5 separate regions of the Homo sapiens genome follow, and all the other regions are linked to region 3. Evidence: read pairs that join two places in POLR2A ChIA-PET (ENCODE). Cell type or tissue: CD4-positive, alpha-beta T cell. All regions are shown on one strand. Region 1 overlaps FCMR (Fc mu receptor). Region 2 holds the start of FCMR (Fc mu receptor). Region 3 overlaps IL19 (interleukin 19). Region 4 overlaps MAPKAPK2 (MAPK activated protein kinase 2). Region 5 has its middle 31 kb from the start of IL19.

Region 1 (4,000 bases), 110 kb after region 3:
TGGGGATTAAATTTCTCAGCCTGCCTTGAAGGGAGGTTCACTACATGGTTAAGTTTCAGCCTCTAGGATGCAAGTGGAAATGGTGGGAAACGTCAGGGTCATGGGCTTAAGAAGCAGCATTCTCTTCCTCCCTCCTGTAAGCTGGGACGTGCACACGGTCCTGGTGCCTGTGTACTGACCATGGAGCTGGCAAGACTCCAGAGGATGGCGCAGCAACCAGACAGAGGGAATTTCAGTCCCGAGATGACCTCTTGGCTCACTGGCTCAGGCCACCTCTTCCTGTCCCTGTCTGAGCCTTTATTTGGGGAGGGGGAAGTAGGCTTCCACCGTGTGGGCCCTGTCTTTTGGAGTCTGCTGCATTAGCTTAGTCTACATGCGAATTAAACAAGGGATTTTCTTTTCCCAGGCGGCTGCCGAAGATGGCGGGGGTGCAGGTCCTGGTGCTTGATGGTGGAGGCCATCTCCTGGGCCCCCTGGCGGCCATCGTGGCTAACTAGGTACTGCTGGGCTGGAAGGTGGTTGTCGTACGCTGGGAGGGCATCAACATTTCTGGCAATTTCTACAGAAACAAGTTGAAGTACCTGGCTTTCCCCCGCAAGCGGATGAACACCAACCCTTCCCGAGGTCCCTACCACTTCCCGGCCCCCAGCCGCATCTTGTGGCACAAGTACGAGGCTTGCTGCCCCAAGAGACCAAGTGAGGCCAGGCCGCCCTGGACCACCTCAAGGTGTTTGACGGCATCCTACTGCCCTACGACAAGAAAAAGCGGATGGTGGTTCCTGCTGCCCTCAAGGTCGTGCGTCTGAAGCTTACAAGAAAGTTTGCCTATCTGGAGCGCCTGGCTCACGATGGTGGCTGGAAGTACCAGGCAGTGATAACCACCCTGGAGGAGAAGTGGAAGGAGAAGGCCAAGTTCCACTACAGGAAGAAGAAACAGCTCATGAGGCTACGGAAACGGGCCGAGAAGAACGTGGAGAAGAAAACTGACAAATACACAGAGGTCCTCAAGACCCACGGGCTCCTGGTCTGAGCCCAATAAAGACTGTTAATTCCTCATGCTTGGCCTGGCCTGCCCTTCCTCCATCGTCGCCCTGGAATGTGCGGGACCCAGGGGCAGCAGCAGTCCGGGTGCCACAGGCAGCCTGGGACATAGGAAGCTGGGAGCAAGGAAAGGGTCTTAGTCACTGCTTTCTGAGGTTACTTGAAAGCACTCAGGGAATTGTGCAGGTGTAATTTATCTATGACCAATAGGAAGAGCAACCAGTTACTATTAGCAAAAAGGAGTCGGAAGACTAATTGGAGGGGCCCTACCTTGTGAGTGGGGCGTCTGTTTAACTTTCCACCTGGTAATATAGCTCTGCAGCTGTTAGAATGTGCAAGCGCTTGGGGACAACATGAGCTTGCTGTTGTACAAAGGGTATTTATAGAACCATAGACTGGGAAGATGTGCGACCAAGGGGTTACAGGAATTGCCTGTGCTCCTCACCTGTATTTTGTAATCAGGATCAAATAAATTATTTTTAAAGAAAAAAAAAACAGGGATTTTTACCACACCCTTTTAAAAAAAGCTTTATTCTGGGCTCTGCGTGTTTTGGACACTGTAGGCTGCTTTAGAGAATAAAAAGCTTTCTCATCTCAATTCTTAAAGATGAACGGATAAAGGCTTTCTACCCAACCATCAGTGGCCCTGAGTGGAAACGCGAGTTCCCTCCATCCACTCTAGATTTAAAGATGAATCCTCCTCACTCAAGGTGTTGAACCCTGTCTACATCTCTCCCAAGTCATCCTCTAGCCAAGCTTAACCGCCTCCAGAGAAAGGTAAATTACCTCCTCTCATCTTCGAGAGTTTACTAGAAAGTTCTCGCGCACAGGAAGGTGAACTGTCTAGGTAGCTTCCACCTCCCTAGGACCCCCTAGAAATCTAATCTCCTCCACGAGAAAGCCTTTCACATAACTGTGGAGCTGCCACCTATCATTCTCTGCTAAGCCAGCTGCATCCAGCACGCAGGTATCCCGTGACAACTGCTTGGCTAGAAGCCACGGAACCAGGTCTTCTACAGTTCCCGGTATTCAACCTCCTGACACCAAACAAGGAGGAAACTAAAACAACTTGTTCCTCGGCTCAGGGCCCAGGAGCTGCTGGGAAACCCGCTCTCCGGATCGCGGCGGCGGCGGCGCGGGAAGCCACACTCGGGTCCCCGCCCAGGGCTGGGGCCGCCCAGTCGGGCCGCGGCTGCCAATCAGGGCAGGAGCGGAGCTTACCTGCAGCGGGGCGGGGGGCAACGGCGCTCCGGGGCCGGGAACGGGGGCCTCCCCTGTGCCTAGGGAACAGCGAGGGCGAGGTGAGGCGGCGGCCGAGGCTCCCGCCCCACCGTCATGCTACTACTCCCAGCTCCACCCCCGCCCCACTCCCAGCTCCACCCTGTGGGAAGCCCTGGCACCTGGGAGCGCGCCCCGCTGCGCCCGGCTTTCCCGGAGCCAGCGCACTCTTTCCGCTACTCCCCGTGGCCCGCCCGGCGGCTCACCTGCAGCGTCCGCTCCACGAGCGCGCCGCGGGCAGGCGCTGTAGATGTTGTTTTGGGAGCGCGGTCGCGGCGACCCGCGGGGCCTCTGGGAGCTCTCCAGGGCGCGCATCCTCACGGCCAGTCGGCGGGCCCGCCTGGAGAGGGCTTCCCCACAAAGCCACGGGAAGAGGGAGGAAAATGGCATCAGAGGCCCGTGCCACCCTCCCCAAACGAAAGGCTGCCTCCTCCCTCGGGCTTGGCAGTGTCTGACCTGGAGATGCTCCAAGCGTGGGGAATGTACGAGGCACGGCCTTGCCCTGCCCTGAAGACCAAAGGGCCCAGGCCGCTCTCCTCCTCAGACCAGTGGCCCCCACTTCCCTAACTTCCCTACACCCCAGGCTGCTCATCAAAAGCTCCGAGTTTCCCATGGAAGTTCAAAAGGGGGTTCTGAACGCTGTGGGCTCTTTGGGCAGCTCAGCTCTCCCTACCGAAGCCCAGCCGCTCACCTTTCCTCCTTTCAACGGCCCTTTTCACCACCAGCCCCAGAAGTGCCAGCAGGAAAAGGCCCAGGATGGTCGGGATCAGGATGTGAAATCCTTGGCCTTCCCTCCCAGACTGTGAGCCATAGTCCAGTGCTCTGGGGAGGGAAGGAAAGGGAGAGAGGGAGGAAGAGATTATTAAAGGAGGTAGGTTGAGGGCTTGCTCCTGTGTAGCCAACGTTTTTGGAGATGACTTACAGGTTTGTCCTTTTGTTAACAGAATTCACTCCACTCCCCCCTCAAAAAGACTTGCCTATGGAGTCACGAAACTTGAATTCAAATTCATATTCCGCCTTTTACTGGTTGTGTGATCTCGAACGAGTCTCCTAACCTCTCTGAGCCTTATCTCTCCATAAATAGGTATAGTAAAATCTATTTCACAGAACTGTTATGAGGATGAAATAAGAGTGGATATAAAGAATTTAATGCACCTTCCGGTGTTCAGCACCTTAGTTTCTTCACGAGATTATTGCAGATATTGACTGGGCTAGTTCCTTATAATGGTGGGGGAAAGGATGTTTTTCTCATAGTGCTCCTTCTGCCTAGAAGTTTTCCCCTCAATTTTCTCTGCATATTGAAATCTTACTTTTCTTAAAGGACATTGTGTAAGTCCTCTTTTCTTCCTAATTATGGTAAGCCAGATTTGTGTGTGTGTGTGTGCGCTTTGGGTTTCCAATTCTGTGGTCATGCCTGTTTCAGACTTTATCAAGTCAGACTTATGTTAGTAAGATCTGGATATTGCATATTGTCATCTTCTTATATCTTCAGGACATAGCACAATGCTTGCCACATAGTAGAGAATAAGAAAATGCTGGTTGACCTTGATGTTTTCCCTACTAATAGGTAGGAAGCAAGAGTCCTGGTTCTGTTTGAAACCACTTGGTTCTCATGGCCCCAGTTTCTCCTACCTATAGAACCCAAATGATTTTGGAGGTCCTCTTTCTCACTATCACCTTT
Region 2 (4,000 bases), 120 kb after region 3:
CATTTCCTCTGTTACCTTCCTAGTATCAATTGCTGCTGCTTCTTATCCCAGTAGACATGGATCTAGAAACTGCAATGATTTGGCCATTGACTGGATCAAGGTCTGAATGAGGATACATGGGAAGAGGTGGTAATTAGCCATTCTGGCATTTTGTGGCTGATGATCAGCGATACTTCAGACAGGTGAAATAGCTGGTTTGGATGGTGATCAATGAAGAATTGAGGTAAGGTTAGGCAGTTTACATTTCAAATCTTGGTGGAATATTGAAGCAGAGGTTGCCCAGGAGACAGTTGTAAGTTGAGATATGGAATTCAGGAAATAGATTAGAGCTACTGAATGGATTACGGAATTTTCATTTAGGGTTGAAAGTTGGAAATTCGGGACTGAAAAAGATCTATAGAAAGAGTGTAGAGGTAAGAAGAAAGAAGTACGGAGACACTTGCTTTAAGATCCCATATTAATAGGCTAATATGTTTAGGAGAGATGACACCTTCAGCTCTTAAGAGTTAACACCTGGCTGGGCACAGTGGCTCACACCTGTAATCCCAGCGCTTTGTGAAGCTGAGCCAGGAGGATCACTTAAGGCCACAAGTTCAAGACCATCCTGGGCAACACAGCAAGACTCCATCTCTACAAAAAAATTAAAAATTAGCTGGGCATGGTGGCATGCACTTGTAGTCCTAGCTACTAGAGAGTCTGGGGTGGTAGGATCACTCGAACCCAGGAGTACAAGACTGCAGTGAGCCATGATCACACCACTGCACTCCAGCCTGGGTGATAGAGTTAACACCTGACTGAAACAGGAGAGTGTCTGGAGTGGAGAAAGGAGCATTACCATGGAGTGAGGAAGGCATCCAACACCTCACATGGCCTCCATTCTTGTCCTGCCCTAGGTGTTGGTTCACAACTGAATCCATCCAGAAACATCAGAGCTAGAGCTACCAGGCAATTATTCTACTTGTGGCCAATTCAAGCCTCATTCAGAGGTCTGAAGTGTTTCCCCACGGTACTTACCTGGCAGGAAGTAAAGTGGCCAAAGCCAGAAGTCCATTGTCCCTTCTAGAGTGCAAGGTCCATCCAAGAGCCCCTAGAGAGGGGGATGGAGACACGCTGCTTACTCAGGAACCCTTCACAATCTGGAACTGGAAAGAGATTTCTAGCCCCCACGAGGAACAAAGCTTGACGATGAGGAAATGACAACCTCCCTTGTTTGCTAACTATTCTCAGGCTAAAAAGAGAGTGCTGACAAACCACAGCGGAAGTCAGGAGCTGAGAAAACATGTTGTGTGGAGTAAGAAAGGGTCACCCTGTTCAAAAGGCATCTAAGAAGTTCCTCCAGACTATTAGCAGTGACCAGGCCTGATATTCCTTTGTCTTGGTGCTTTTTCTTAGCAGGGCCTCCCGTGCTTTATGTATACTCATTGGCTTCCGTGCTGGGGTCATTTGCTTTCATTCTGCCTTCAGGATAAAAGAGCCTTATCACCAATTTTCCCTGCCTGAGAAAGGCTGTATGGGCAGACGCTTGGGCCTGAAGTCAGAAGATGCTGACTGTAGTCCTTACCAGTCACCAGTTAACTCACCTTTACAATAGTTTTTGAGCACCTTCTATGTGGGGGTACTAACTAAGGACTTTGAGCAATCCATTACTTTTCTCTGAGCCTGAATTTCTTCATCTAGGAAATAAACGAAGCTGGGACTAGATGATCCCTGCCATTCCCTCCTGCAGAACACAGTTCCTGAGGACTTCACATAGCTCCCCAGCACCTCAGCCAACCTTCACCCTTAATCTCCCCAAAGTGTCCCCACAAGGTGCTGCCCTGTGGCAAGGGCTCAGGCCTCTGTCCAGTGACCACCAAGGCAATGCCAGAACTGGGGTGTGACAGGTCATGCAGCCACTTTGCCTGAAGTCACAGCACCCTGGTAGAGCTCTCCTTCAGGACCCCAAGGGCCCAAGGGTAAGGCCCATGACTGATGGAGAGAGATGCTGAGGCCACAGGGCATCTTGGGAAGAGTTTTGGATGCAAGTCAGAAGACCTCAGGTCTTGTACTGGCTTGGCACTTTCTAGCTTTGGGCAAATTTCCCTGGGCCTCGGTTTTTTCCTTGATAAAGTAGGGATTGCCCCTACCCTGCCCACCTCACATGGCTTTTCTGAGGCCCAGCAGAACTCACAGGCATGGAAGTGCTTTAAGAAGCCTTCACTGTGAGCTGCGCAGGGGTATTACTTATGAGGGCATTCTCAGGGCTCTGTTCCTGGAAGTTTCATCCCTGGAGGTCAGTTCTCAGGGCCCCAACCCCAGGTGAAAGGACCTCTTGTGCCCCTGGAGGATCCGGGCTATACTCACACTGTTTCTGGGGGGATGTGCCTGACAGACCCGGGCTCCACAGTGGTTGTGTCAGCCACTCCCTGCTCGCCCCCACACAGCAGATTTGTCACATGTTCTCTAAAACAACAACATCCGTGGTGGAAGTTGAATGTGAGGCTCAGAGCAGGTGCAGAGGAAGTGTGTGGGGGGGTGGGCAGCCTGCCCTGCCCCATCCCTATCTGAATCTCCCCTGGCCCGGAGCAGCTGTGGTTGTGATGTCCTCCAGCCCTGAAATGGGCCAAGATGGCAGAGGGCAGCCTCGGGCCTCTCCTTAGTGCCAGAGCTCCCAGCTGGGATTAGCCCCACCCTTCCCTACTTAGCGGGCTCTTCCCAATGCCCCAGAGCTGTCACACAGCTGGGCTCCACCATGCACTGGGCTTGAGGCCTGGGGCTGTCTTGGAGAGACAGAGAAGGGGAATATGAGTGAATGAACGTGATGTGTGTGGGGGCAAGAGTGTGTGAGTATGAATATATGTATGAATGAATGTGTGAGTGTATGATGTGTGTTGTATGACTCTGATGTTTGAGCGTGTGAAGTATGTGTGGTGTGTGTCTGAGGTGTGTGTAAGGGTGCAATGTATGTTGTGTGATACGTGTGTGGTGTGTGTGTGGTGTGTGGCTACAGTGTGAGTGTGTGTAGTGAGTGTGAACATGTAGTGTGTGGCTATGAGAGTGTGAGTGTGTTATGTGTAATGTGTCTGTGTGAATGTATGATGTGTGGCTATGAGTGTGTATGTGCTGTGTGGTATGTGTGTGAATGTAGGATGCGTGGCTGTGTGATGTATGTGTGTGTGTGAATGTGTGGTGTGCGGCTATGTGTGTGTGCTATGTGTTGTGTGTGGTATGTAGTTATGAGTGTGTGTCACTGCGTGGTGTGTGGCTATGAGTGTGTGTGTGCACACTCTATGCTGTGTCTAGTGTGTGAGTGGTTGAGTGTGTGAGTGTGTGGTGTGTGGTTATGAGTGTGTGTGTTCTCTGTCTAGTGTGTGTGGTGTGTGGTTATGTGTGTGTGATTGTGTGTGTGGTGTGTGTCCATGAGTGTGTGTGTGCTCTGTAGAGTGTGTGAGTGTGTGGCGTGTGGCTATGAGTGTGTGTGTGCACTGTGGAGTGTGTGTGTGGTGTGTGGCTATGAGTGTGTGTGTGCTCTGTGGAGTGTGTGTGTGGTGTGTGGCTATGAGTGTGTGTGCTCTGTCTAGTGTGTGTGGTGTGTGGTTATGTGTGTGTGATTGTGTGTGTGATGTGTGTCCATGAGTGTGTGTGTGCTCTGTGGAGTGTGTGAATGTGTGGTGTGTGGCTATGAGTGTGTGTGAATGTGTGGTGTGTGGCTATGTGTGTGTGCTATGTGTTGTGTGTGGTATGTAGTTATGAGTGTGTGTCACTGCGTGGTGTGTGGCTATGAGTGTGTGTGTGCGCACTCTATGCTCTGTCTAGTGTGTGTGTGGTTGAGTGTGTGTGTGGTGTGTGGTTGTGTGTGTGTGGTGTGCGTCCATGAGTGTGTGTGTGCTCTGTAGAGTGTGTGAGTGTGTGGTGTGTGGTTATGAGTGTGTGGTGTGTGGTTGAGTGTGTGTGTGTGGTGTGTGGTTGTGTGTGTGCTCTGTGGAGTGTGAGTGTGTGTGCATGTCTGTGAAGATCAGGG
Region 3 (4,000 bases):
AAAAAAAACCACAGATGTCTGCCTCCAGACCCCTGTGTCCTTTGAATTACAAGCCTGTAGCCCATGGCCTTCTAGCCAATGATATGAGTGGGACTAGAGATGAGGGATTTCCATGGACTGCTCCTGCTCTGGAATGTTCCTTGGAGATGACAGATCTGCTCTCCACTGTCCTCATGTGCCTGGAGGCGGGGGGTGGAATGGAGGCAACTTCCTGGACCTTTCCCTGGCCAGACTCAAGGCCATTGGCACCTGGTCCTTGTCTCTTTCCAGCTCTGTCTCTGTGCCCTCCCCATTCCTGGTCAGCCTCCAGCACTGTTGGCCCAACTGCCTATCTCAGACCTCTATGGCTCTGGGTCAGTCTTAGACAAACTACTCCCTCTTCTCTCCCTGTCAAGCATCACTTATCCTTCCGGTCAAAGTTCTGTGTCTCTATAAAGGCTTCTCCATCCCACCTGAGTCAGACCCAAGAGCTCCCTCTTCTGTGCTGTCCCAGCACTTTTGAGTCACTTCTATTATTACCCCCACTTCCTTGGAGGACAGTTATCTGTTCTTATGTTCATATTGTTCTTATGTTCTTAAGTAGACTGAATTTCTTGGGGACTAGACCTTAATCATCTCTATATCCCTGGTCATGAGCAACAGTGCCTGACACATCACAGACTCACAATACATACTCTGTTTGTCAATGAAGGGTGATTACCTGGGTATCTTGACTGTTGGGATTGAGGTAGGATGAAGGCAGCTTTGGGAAGAACTCCAGTGAGCAGAAAAAGGGAAGGGACATTTGGGTGGAAGAAACAGTTTGAACGAAGGCACCTCCATAGAAAGGCATGGACAAACATGGGAGCTTGCAGGAAAGGAGGGGAAGGGGAGGCTGCAGCACAGGGGGCTCCCAGCATGGTCCTGGGCTCCTTGTGTGCATCAGTGAATGCACCAGGCCTTTGCAGAAACTTGATGTATTGGCACTGATCCATAGAGAAGGGAACAGAGGCCCAGGAAGGAAGGTCACACAGCTTATGAGTTGGTGATGGAGATGGGATTAGACCATTCCATTAGACTTTAAAACACATGGCTTATTGGGGCCCTAGAGAACACCTAGTAATTCAGGTTGCCTGGTGCCTACAGTAAGTCAGTAGGTTGTGAGAGGAAAGGTGTACATGACAGAATTATATTATTCATAATATCTGGGTGGTTTTTTTTTCTGCCTTCCATGTACCAAAACCTGGGCTAAGCATTTTTATATATTACCTCATCAAAACGAACAGCACCTTTATCAAGCGATTACCCCTATTTTACAGATAAGGAAACTAAATGTCAGAGAGTTCAATAATTTTCCCAAGATCACGAAGCCAATAAGTGATGGAGTCATGACTTAAATTCAGGTCTTTTGGTGACACAACCCAGACTAATTGGGAAAGAGCTTCATGGGTAAATCGTGAGTCATACTTAATTTCAATTCCTGGTGACATAATGAGGGTACAAATTTTCAATTTTTTTTTTCTTTTTTTTTTGCCATGGGCAAGTTCCAAGCCTGGGCTTCTCTTCCAACACTGTCCCTCCCTTCCCTGTATAGTTCTGCTCACTTGTCCTGTCTTCTTGCTCTGTCCTCTATGCCCACATGTATAGAACTGGATCCCCAATCAAGGCTAACTGCTAGCCTTAAAGAAAGACCAATCTTCTGGCAGATAAGAAGGACTGTTAAGGAAGACGAGGGGACAGGAAAGCAAGGGGAATGTCAAAGAAATAAGGGGCCTGGCCAATATCTCAAGAACAGAAGCAGCTGTGGCCCTGGAAGGGCGAGGGGGACGTCATTTCCTTTTCCAGATCCCTTTTTTCCTTTGAGGTTCAGTCCCAAATGGGTAAAGTTCAAATACTAGTCTTACTCAGAATTCCCTAGTCCTGCTTGCTCAAAAGGTGGATTTTCTGGCCTCACTCCAATCTTCAAAACATCTTTTTGTGGGGCTTGAGAGTCTGCCTTTTAAAATAGCACCCCAGAGAGTCTACACATTGAGGGCCTTGGCTTCTGTAATGCAGTTACATCCATGGGCTTTCGCTGTTGCTGCTGAGAGAACTTGGGGTGCCAGGAAGTCGGGGTTGGATGCCTTCCAGTTCCCTGCCCTAATCAGAGGCATTGACCTGGAGGCCCTGTGTAGGAGTCCCCATCTTTCGGAATTAGTGATGTGGTTAGAGTAGCAACGTGACTCTCTGTGGACGGAAGAAGGTAGGTCGGATGTGAGAGTCTCCCTCCATGAACATGTGTGCGTCATCTGAGTCAAAGCTTGTATCTTTACTCTCAAAAACAAGTCATTTTTGTTCCTGTCAGCATCTTGGCCAGCCCACAACAAAGAGTACAAGCTGGATGCTTGTACTGTGCTGCGATAAAGAGGCCCAGACACAGGCCTCAGGTGATCCTACAGAGCATGGCTGGAGAGAACAGGAAAGGATTATTCCCCTGGGGGCTGATGGGGCTGCCTTCAGCAACACAAAAACATGCTTACAGAAAACTGCTGGAGGACATAGGAGTGATCTGCTTGCAATGAGGTTTTTCAACCACCAGGAATGGGGTGACCTAGTCCAGAGCCCTCTAATAAAGTGACTTTCAAACTGACTGCACTTCAAAATAATCCTAAGCTTTAACAAATAGAGATGCCCAGGCTTCATCCCAGATGTACAAAATTCAACTCTCAGGGACAGGGTCTGGGACTCTGTGCAAAGCCCCCTGGGAATTCTGGAACAACTAATCTGGCATTGCTCTAGGAAATAGCACTTGGAAAGCACTCCAGCAAGGTGGGAGGGAAAATTATTCCAGCTTGAACACTACAATATCAAGTAATCCTTTCTCTCTTCGCCCTGTCTCTTCCCTTCCCTTTCTTGCTCTCTGTAACAGGCAGGAGGCTCAGAAGAGCTTCTTCTCTCACGCTTCTTGCAGGGCAGTACAGGGAAAGATGTAGCTGTGTAAATTCCAGGAGGGCTTCAGGTATATTTAAATATGGGTTGCTTGCCACATTCACCTGCCTATCAAGTTTGCAGATGACAACTGCAGAATGTGGCACCCAGGTCTTGAAAGTCATGAAGCAGAATTGGATAACATCTGTCCGAGTCATGACAAAGAGGGTTCCTGTGCTGGGAGTGGGGGCTAATGAACCTGGAGATCCTTTCCAACACAGACATTCCCTGATGCCAATGATAACCTTTTCAAATTGTTGTTTTCTTGATTTTTATCTGTTTCTGGCACCTCATTTGATTCCCTATATGACAATAACCCCCAGGTTGAGTGCACTGAAATAATTTAGGTAATGAGAAGCTGAAAGTTACTACAGATGGAAGGAATTAGGGTGTATAAAGTGTGCATTGTGTGAGTCATAGGCTGTGTCTTTAAGCAACAAGCTTTTATTGGTGTCAGCATCTTTCCAGGTACAATGCAAACCCAGTGAGAATGAGATTTGGGGTTTAAAAGTGTTTCTGACCAGAGATGCCTGAGGGAATGACCCAGGGATCAAACAGAGATGCAAGAGAGCAAGGCTTCAAGGAAACTCACCTCAGCCTGTTTCCTCAACTGCTTTCCGCACCTTTGTTTGCGGGTGGAAGAATAGAAAATGGGCTTGAATTTTTCAATCTAAAATTCTCTGTTCAAACCTGAAATTCTCTTACCTTATAGGAAGAGCAGCTGTATCTTTCAAGGATAGAATGGGTGCTAACTGCATGGGTGAAATTATCTGAATCCCAGAGAAATGCTCTTTAGAAGAATCCACCAGACTCCTTCCTTTCTAAATCATACCCTTCTTTGAAGTTCCTTTCAATCCTTGGATCCTCTGTGGACACTGTTCTGATCATTCAAGCACTAAATGATCACCTGCTACCTGCTGTCTGCATACCTGGCTCTGCTTCTAGAGTACACACCTGTATCGGCACAATTTATTTAGCTATTAGTCATGTATGTGTTTCTGATAGCTCTCAGTTAGCTGCCTGGGATGGTTATTTACCTTTTTGTGCTAGTTTT
Region 4 (4,000 bases), 68 kb before region 3:
AAGCTCGGGCCCTGGAGGCTGCGGCTCTGGCCCACTGAGCCACCGCGCCCTCCTGCCCACGGGAGGACAAGCAATAACTCTCTACAGGAATATATTTTTTAAACGAAGAGACAGAACTGTCCACATCTGCCTCCTCTCCTCCTCAGCTGCATGGAGCCTGGAACTGCATCAGTGACTGAATTCTGCCTTGGTTCTGGCCACCCCAGAGTGGGAGAGGCTGGGAGGTTGGGAGGCTGTGGAGAGAAGTGAGCAAGGTGCTCTTGAACCTGTGCTCATTTTGCAATTTTATCAGTAATTTGACTTAGAGTTTTTACGAAACCTCTTTTGTTGTCCTTGCCCCACTCCTCTCCACCAGACGCCTTCCTCTCTGGATACTGCAAAGGCTTGTGGTTTGTTAGAGGGTATTTGTGGAAACTGTCATAGGGATTGTCCCTGTGTTGTCCCATCTGCCCTCCCTGTTTCTCCACAACAGCCTGGGGTTGTCCCCGCTGGCTCACGCGTTCTGGGAGCTCAAGGCCACCTTGGAGGAGGATGCCACGCACTTCCTCTCTCGGAGCCCTCAGACATCTCCAGTGTGCCAGACAAATAGGAGTGAGTGTATGTGTGTGTGTGTGTGTGTGTGTGTGCACACGTGTGTATGAGTGCGCAGATCTGTGCCTGGGATCGTGCATTTGAGGGGCCAGGGGCAGGCAGGGCTGCAGAGGGAGACGGCCCTGCTGGGGCTTAGGAACCTTCTCCCTTCTTGGGTCTGCCCTGCCCATACTGAGCCTGCCAAAGTGCCTGGGAAGCCCACCCAGATTCTGAAACAGGCCCTCTGTGGCCTGTCTCTATTAGCTGGGTTCCGGGAGGCAGAGAGGAGTGACCGGGCACTGGCACTGCGATCAGGAAGACTGGACCCCCAGCCCCCAGGGCCCCCCTCCCCCCACTTAGTGCTGGTCCTAGGTCCTCTGAGGCACTCATCTACTGAATGACCTCTCTACTTCCCCTTCTTGCCATTATTAACCCATTTTTGTTTATTTTCCTTAAATTTTTAGCCATTTCTCCATGGGCCACCGCCCAGCTCATGTAGGTGAGCCTGGGCAGCTTCTGTTGGCAGAGCTTTTGCATTTCCTGTGTTTGTCCTGGGTTCTGGGGCATCAGCCAGCTACCCCTTGTGGGCAAAGGCAGGGCCACTTTTGAAGTCTTCCCTCAGATTTCCATTGTGTGGCCTGGTGGGTCAGGGGGAGTCTTTGCACCAAAGATGTCCTGACTTTGCCCCCTTGCCCATCAGCCATTTGCCATCACCCCAAACAACTCAGCTTCGGGGCCGGTGAGGGGAGGGGCCTCCCCCAGCACAGATGAGGAGCAGCTGGGGTAGGCTGTCTGTGCCATGGCCCCCCACTCCCCCTTCCCTTGGAGGGAGAGGTGGCAGGAATACTTCACCTTTCCTCTCCCTCAGGGGCAGGTGGTGGAGGGGCGCCCAGGGTCGTCTTTGTGTATGGGGGAAGGCGCTGGGTGCCTGCAGCGCCTCCCTTGTCTCAGATGGTGTGTCCAGCACTCGATTGTTGTAAACTGTTGTTTTGTATGAGCGAAATTGTCTTTACTAAACAGATTTAATAGTTGAGAGTTTTTCTTTCTCTTTCTTCCTGGGGCTCAGGCCTTACCCCCCACCGCCTCTATGTGCAGAGGGGTTTTGTTGGGTGGTGAGGGTGTGGGTTGGGGGTCCTGGGAGAGGAGCGGAGGGCCTCCTGGGCGAGCAGGAGCCAGCACCTCATTGGTGAGGACCTGGGCAGGATGTGTGTAGGGCATCCTTAAAGCAGGACAGGGAGGCTGCAAGGGCTCAAGCCCATCTTCTTTTGCCAAATGCAGAATCAGGAGCCAAGCTCTTTTTGGCATATGATTCTTTGACCTACATAGCCACCACCAGGTGCTGGCACCTTTAGCCTGCGAAAGCCAGCTGGTATAGGGTCCAGGGAAGAGGGGGTGCTGGTGAATTTGGTTGAAATCCTGGTAAAGATACCAGGGGAGCAGGTTAGTGTAGTACCGGCACTCTCCAGGAGGCGGTGATAGGGGTCAGGCAGAAACCAAAGGCTCTACCTCGGAGCTAGAAGAGACTTCATGGTTCCTGTGGCCCATTCTCAGTGCACAGATGAGAAGACTGAAGCCCAGAGCTGGGGCCACATGATGACTTGACCCGCAGCAGAGCCTAAAGTAGAAACTGGGCTACCTGCCCCATTGCAGTCCCTCCGGGTCAGATGGGAAAATAGCACATCCTTCACTGTGTCACCCGCATTTTCTTATGTGACCCTCAGAGCTGCCAGCAAGAGACAGTACAGGGCGGCTGCTGATTGCTGTTTTATGTGTGAGGAAAGTGACTGAGAAGGTGGGATGATGTGCCACAGTTGCATGGTGGGATTGGAACTCAGATCCCTCTCCCCGCTGGAGGAGAGACCTGCTTGTCCCCTTTGCTGCCAGAAGGACCATGTCTCCACCCTCAGCTCCTGGGAACAGCAGGCCCTGGACCTCCCCTTCATGACAGTGGGTTGCTGAGGTTGGTTCTCGCCTTGAGACACTACTCATCACTCTAAAATCACAGCTCAAAACAAACCAGCATGGGGGTTTGCTTTCAGAGAAATCCACTTATTTTGTCTGCACTTATGAAGGTGTTAGAAGCAATAACCCAAGAAGGAGGAATAAGGGGTGCTAGGAGGGAGTCAGGGAGAGAAGGAGAGGAAGTTGTCAGAGTTCTGCTATCTTTAGAAGCTGTTATTAGTTTCCTGTTAACAAAGCTTCTGCCATATTAATTTTATGGCTTAAAACAACACAAATTTATGATATTCCTGTTCTGTAGGTCAGGAGTGTGATAGGGTCTCACTAGGCTGGCTGGAGTCCAGGTCTCAGCAGGGCTGCATTCCTCTTTGGAGGGTGTTTCCTTGCCTTTATCAATTCTAGGGGCTTCCTGCATTCCTTGGGTCATGACCCCCTTTCTCCATCTTCAACCGCAACCTTGCATTTTTCTGATCCTTCTGTGGTCACTTCTCTGACCCAGCTGGTGTGATAAGATTGAGCCCACTCAGATAATCCAGGATAATCTCCTCATTGCAGGGCCCTTAACCGTAATCCCATCTGCAAAGTCCCCTTTGCCATGTAAGGGAACATAGCCACAGTCTGGGGACCAAGACATGGGCATCACTGGGGGCCAGGATTCTGCCACAGAGGCCCGTTGCACAGCCTTCTTGGCCTCATGCCCAACGTTGGCCCTTGTGTTTTGCTTCCTTCCCTGACTCAGCCCATTTCAGGAGGATGCTTTTGTGGTCAGCAAGGATTCAGGCTGGGGTTGGCTTTCAGGGAAAATGGCTGGGGCGAAGGGCCAGGAGGGGTCTGGCATGGTTAGTGGGGTCTTGCCACAGCTTTTCACCCCCATGCCCATGTCCCTGACCTTCCATGCTGGCATGGCCCTGCGAGTCCCTGTCTCTAGGGAGAGCTTAACACCTCTGCTAAATGCCTGGGTGGGATGGCAATGGAAACTTTTGTCCCTAAAGGCAGATGCTGGCTTGCATGGGTTCAGGAGCAGGTGTGCTTCTTGAACACCCTTAAGTAGTGTGAGATGTAAAGAGGAGCATAGAGACACTCCTGGGCCCCTACCAAGTACCGATGCTGGGCTCTTCCCCTCCATCTCTTCATTATCAGAACCCTCTGAGGTAGTCAGTCTCGTTTCCAGCTTACCTGTAAGAAACTCCAACTCAGAGGAGTAAAGGGACTCGCCCAGCATCACACAGCTAGTCAGGGATTCTGACCTGGATCTCCTGTTTCCAAGTTTAGAGCTTCTTTAAGAAAGCCCATGGACATCGTCTTGGTAAGGGAGTGCAGAGGGGGCGGGGAGGAGAGGAGATATGAGGCTGGATTCCACTCCACTGAGGAAGGTCTAGTTTTCTTTGCTATAGAATGAGGGTGATAGTCCTAGGCCTGTGGCTGTTTTAAGGATTCAGTGAGATGGTGGATTTATTTATTTATCTGAGAC
Region 5 (4,000 bases), 63 kb before region 3:
AGTAAAAATGTCACATTTTCAACATTCAGCTCATCTTGAGCACCTCCTCTGTGTCATGCCCAGTGCTTAGGACTTCGGAGACACACAGATGAGTCCAGAAGTGGGTCTAGCCTTTGTGGAGCTCAGCATAGAGAAGTGGCGGGCATCGCTGTAACAGAAGAACTGATGCTCTCCAGAACAGGAGCAGAGGTGGTTGGAGTGCATAAGGTGGAGCTATTCTGTTAGAGACCCAGGAGAGCTTCCTAGCAGCCCTTCAAGCTGGCACCTGACTGACAGTTTTGATGGCAGAAAATGGAATAGCATGATGGAGATTTCCCCATTGCATTTCTGCTCTCACTTCTCTCTGCAAGAGCTAGATCCTTCCTTCTCCAACAGGTTCACCCCTCCTGTCTTGTGGTCTGAACTGCTGTCTGTCTGCTCATCTCGTTAGCTTGACCTTTGACCCCTCATGGGTTCTGCTCATGGAAATCTGATTTACTCCTCTCTGTGGGGTGCCCTTGGTGTTTTCTGTCCATTTTCCCTTTCCAGCCCCTCCAACTTGGATTTGCCTCATAAATGATGTTTGCTCCCTGAAAAACAAAATTTGGGGATGTGGGCTGATGGGGCTTTTGCCACGTTTCACTCAATTCATTAATTTTTTAAAAAGTGTTACAGTGGTACACCTTAAACTTAGATCTTTTGTAGTTAGGCACTTTCTGAATCATCATGGAAAATGATGACATTACATGAAATTGAGAGCCCTCCTGGAAGAGCAGGATGAGCAATTGTTAGGGGCTTCCTTGCCCCTCTTCCCTCTGCCACTAAAAGGCCTTTCTCATCCCTTTGTCCTCATGGTTCTTACTCCACTCAGTTTAAAAGTGGAGCCCTTGGGAGCCTCCCTGGCACTCACACACAAAAATGTCAATATACTTGGCGTCCACCCTTTCCATTTTTAACACACCACCATCTGGAACCCAGAATTACCTTGGAATTTACTTGTCTCCTCTAGAGGGAGTCATAATTGCTTGGAAGGTAAGTTACTGCCCAGAGCCTCTGGCCAGGAAGTCTTTTGGCTGTCAAGCCTGCAGGATTTCAGGTGGGGCTGCCAAGGTGGTGGAACCTGTGTTTGATAAGTCATTTTTAGGGACCAGGGCTGCCATGCAAATGCATTTGTTTGCATAACTTTCTTGCTCTCAGGGACAGTAAAGTTTCCTACTGCCATCCCACACCCCTGCCAGGATTTGCAAGTGAAATACCAGGACTGACTTTCCACTTTCCCCCTTCATGAGTCCTCCCTTCCTAAGTCCTCCCCCACCCCTTGGTTTTGGTTTTGTCTCTGAGGTCCTGTGTGACCAAATACTAGTCTCAACCTCTCTGATCCTAGGGTAGTAGTGTTTCCAGGACCCTGATATGCAAAGTATCTGTACAAGTTATGCAAATGAGCATCCTGTCTGGGTGGCTCTGGTCCTAGCCCCGGGCAGTTACTAGCTCTGACTACTGCTGTCCGAGTGTGTGAAACGTGATCTTGCTCCTTCCTCTGTCCAGGCAGCTGTGGGTCTCTTGTTCCTCAAACAGCTACTGCCTCTTGGGGTAATAAGGCCTCAAGTTTCAGAATGAGCTGAGTTCTCCTAGCCCTTACCTTCTGATCTGGAGACATGTGGTTCTGAATTCACCAGTCAAAGGTTTACTTTTGAAAGAAACCACGATCTCATCTAAGTCTAAGACAGAGACCTTGGTTAGCTGGAGTCTGTGGTGCAGAGAGACCTGGTATTTGTAGTAAGACCTAGAGGGGCCTTTGGTTTTCTGGCACTCAGCTGTCTCCTTTTCTGGTCACAAACCTATTCTAAGGAAATGGTCCTCATAGTGAGACTCTAGCCCTACCCACCCACAGGAGGGTCGAGGGCAGGAGGGGAAGGATGACAGCCAGGCATTCTTTGAGCCAGTGTGCAAGGAAGAGAAAGGGTAGACGAGAAATTCAGTCTGATCGGCTTATTTCAGGCTCTGAAAATGACAGCTGACTCAGGGTAGGTGCTTAGTATCTGTTGGATGGATGAAAGCATCTAAAGGAAAATTAACACAAGTAATTTTAGTAACTCAAACAAGACATTATATGTACATATATAGACATACAGAGTGAGGCGTGAACCTTTCTCTTTATAACGTCTCCACCTCAGTGATGCCAATTCCCTCTCCAGAAAAAACTTCATTGAACAGCTTTATTTTTTTTGAAATTTTTATCCAAAAAGTTTCTGAAAATTTATCTAGATACAAATATACTTATAAGCACAACTGAGAAGTTTCTTTGGCAGTTATAACAAGTACAAATGGAATCATTAGGCATATTGTTCTGCAACCTGCTTTTAAAAAATTGTGATAAAATACACTTAACTGAAAATTTACCATCTTAAACATTTTTAACTGTAAACTTCACTAGTATGTTCACATTGTTGTGCAACTGACAGACTTTTTCATACCCATGAAACAACATACAGCTTGCTTTTTTCACTTAGCATATCTTGTGAATTTCCATGATCAAACTCATAGAACTATCATTCTTTTTCTAAATAGTTGCAGAGTATTTTATAGTATGATGTACCACAATTTATCTGCTGTGGATGGATATTTCTCACCTCCTTTCTTTTTTATTTGTCTTTTAACCTCATTTGCACTGAAGGACTACCCTCCCCCCCTTTTTCTACTATTTATATAGATCTCACAAATATCTTGTACAGTATCTTCGAGTGTGTGTGTAAGGATTTCTGTAGTATAGATCCCTAGTAGTGGAATGGCAAGATCTAAGGGTATACACATTTTAGTTTTTGATAGGGACTGCCAAAAAGACAGTATCGATTTATGAATGAATGCACTTTGCATATTGCTTTCCAAGTGAGAGCTTTACGAAAGGGTTTGCTGTCAGCAGCAAATCTGGGGGTAGAGTCAGTCAGCCGAGAGTAAAAGGGCATTTATAGCACTTCCCAAAACTGATAGATGTAGACCCTTGGCCACATTGTGGGCGAGTGGAAAAGTCAGCTGTAGAGGGGTTTAGGGGATTCCTTCAACATCTCCCCATATCAGTGGCCCTGCTCACTCAATTATGGTTATTTGCATACATTTTGGGCATGTAGGCAGAATGGCTCAAAGACAAAAATCTGAGGTTCAGCCTTGTTTGGCCTCCTGGTGTTTGATCTTGACCGGGCTACCTGCTTCTCTGACTGGCATGCAAATGCCTGTGGGGGATGACAAGTGTGCACATAACATAAGTGACATAAGGCTGACTCTGGTGGGTGCTGTAAGAGAGGCCCAGAGTGCTGTGGGAAGTTACAGAGGAGGCACGCCTCTGGTTAGGAATAGCAGGGAGGAGGAGGCGGCTTTGACTCCGGGTTGTAGGTGTTGTGGGGCACACAGGACACATGCAGGACCCACTATACAGGAGCTCACTAGACAGGAGCTCAGCCACATTGCCTCCCAATGTGACACTGATTGTGTGCCCAGCCCTCTGCTGGGTACCGAATCTGAGGCATCAGTCTTGGGGATGGCTTGGGATGTGGTGGTCAGTAGCTCAGTTGCATATGGCACAAAGATAAATCTTTGGAGTTACTCTAAGCTGGGTCCCAACTATGAGCAGATGACTTGTCCTCTCTGAGCCTCAGCTTGTCAACCGGTAAAATGGGAATTATTATTGAGGCACCCATGAACATGTGCCCCAGAGACCTCCTATTATGGGGAGCTTATTTGTCCAAGGGCCCCAGCTATGGCACTCTGAAATTCATTGTCTCATTTGTGTGGAGGCCACACTTCCTTTCTCGTGCTCCCAGTCAATGACAGTACAACAGGGATGTGAAGACGCACCCGTTCCTGGGAGAACCAGGACTCGAAGGATGGCCAGCTTTGCCCCTGGCAACTTCATAGACACTTGTGCCTGGGGCCCTTGTGCACATCCTCCTCTCCCTCTTTCCTTAGTGGGGTCACACACCGGTGGTTCCCCAGCCTCGCTTCACACTCCCTATTTTCTCTCATAAAG

Evidence for each region. Peaks named below come from ENCODE experiments on the same cell type or tissue, not always from the same donor. Only the 100,000 strongest peaks of a DNase experiment are listed, where the experiment ranks them.
Region 1: POLR2A ChIA-PET joins it to region 3 with 11 read pairs; 11 of 35 experiments call an interaction of 5 or more read pairs at or near these places.
Region 2: POLR2A ChIA-PET joins it to region 3 with 29 read pairs; 12 of 35 experiments call an interaction of 5 or more read pairs at or near these places.
Region 4: POLR2A ChIA-PET joins it to region 3 with 42 read pairs; 13 of 35 experiments call an interaction of 5 or more read pairs at or near these places.
Region 5: POLR2A ChIA-PET joins it to region 3 with 12 read pairs; 14 of 35 experiments call an interaction of 5 or more read pairs at or near these places.

The regions. Positions count from the first base shown.
Region 1 is chr1:206,907,200-206,911,199 of GRCh38, forward strand. It overlaps FCMR (Fc mu receptor), which reads right to left. Exons shown (of 8, transcript NM_005449.5): 5 at 3,011-3,141; 6 at 2,526-2,669; 7 at 2,263-2,321. It also overlaps the pseudogene RPL13AP8. Among named protein-coding and RNA genes, the nearest start is that of IL24, 12 kb to the left of the region's middle. RefSeq lists silencers at 2,308-2,357, 3,635-4,000. In CD4-positive, alpha-beta T cell, no CTCF peak of the experiment used is centred here; DNase peaks (open chromatin) are centred at 2,212 and 2,522; H3K4me3 peaks cover 1,522 bases; H3K27ac peaks cover 1,591 bases.
Region 2 is chr1:206,920,804-206,924,803 of GRCh38, forward strand. FCMR (Fc mu receptor) reads right to left here and starts at 1,138. Exons shown (of 8, transcript NM_005449.5): 1 at 1,015-1,138. The coding sequence starts at 1,051. RefSeq lists enhancers at 1,039-1,168, 1,709-1,918, 2,579-2,658. In CD4-positive, alpha-beta T cell, no CTCF peak of the experiment used is centred here; DNase peaks (open chromatin) are centred at 1,248, 2,468 and 3,495; H3K4me3 peaks cover 3,182 bases; H3K27ac peaks cover 3,937 bases.
Region 3 is chr1:206,801,177-206,805,176 of GRCh38, forward strand. The region is part of intron 2 of IL19 (interleukin 19); the gene reads left to right. Among named protein-coding and RNA genes, the nearest start is that of IL10, 31 kb to the left of the region's middle. RefSeq lists an enhancer at 2,002-2,051. In CD4-positive, alpha-beta T cell, no CTCF peak of the experiment used is centred here; DNase peaks (open chromatin) are centred at 1,405 and 2,235; H3K27ac peaks cover 2,178 bases.
Region 4 is chr1:206,732,681-206,736,680 of GRCh38, forward strand. MAPKAPK2 (MAPK activated protein kinase 2) reads left to right here. Exons shown (of 10, transcript NM_032960.4): 10 at 1-1,601. The coding sequence ends at 38. Among named protein-coding and RNA genes, the nearest start is that of IL19, 36 kb to the right of the region's middle. RefSeq lists an enhancer at 1,947-2,136. In CD4-positive, alpha-beta T cell, CTCF peaks have their summits at 2,031 and 2,231; a DNase peak (open chromatin) is centred at 2,061; H3K27ac peaks cover 1,587 bases.
Region 5 is chr1:206,738,160-206,742,159 of GRCh38, forward strand. No RefSeq gene overlaps it. Among named protein-coding and RNA genes, the nearest start is that of IL19, 31 kb to the right of the region's middle. RefSeq lists silencers at 1,312-1,361, 1,392-1,501 and enhancers at 3,268-3,317, 3,408-3,517. In CD4-positive, alpha-beta T cell, no CTCF peak of the experiment used is centred here; a DNase peak (open chromatin) is centred at 1,612; H3K27ac peaks cover 826 bases.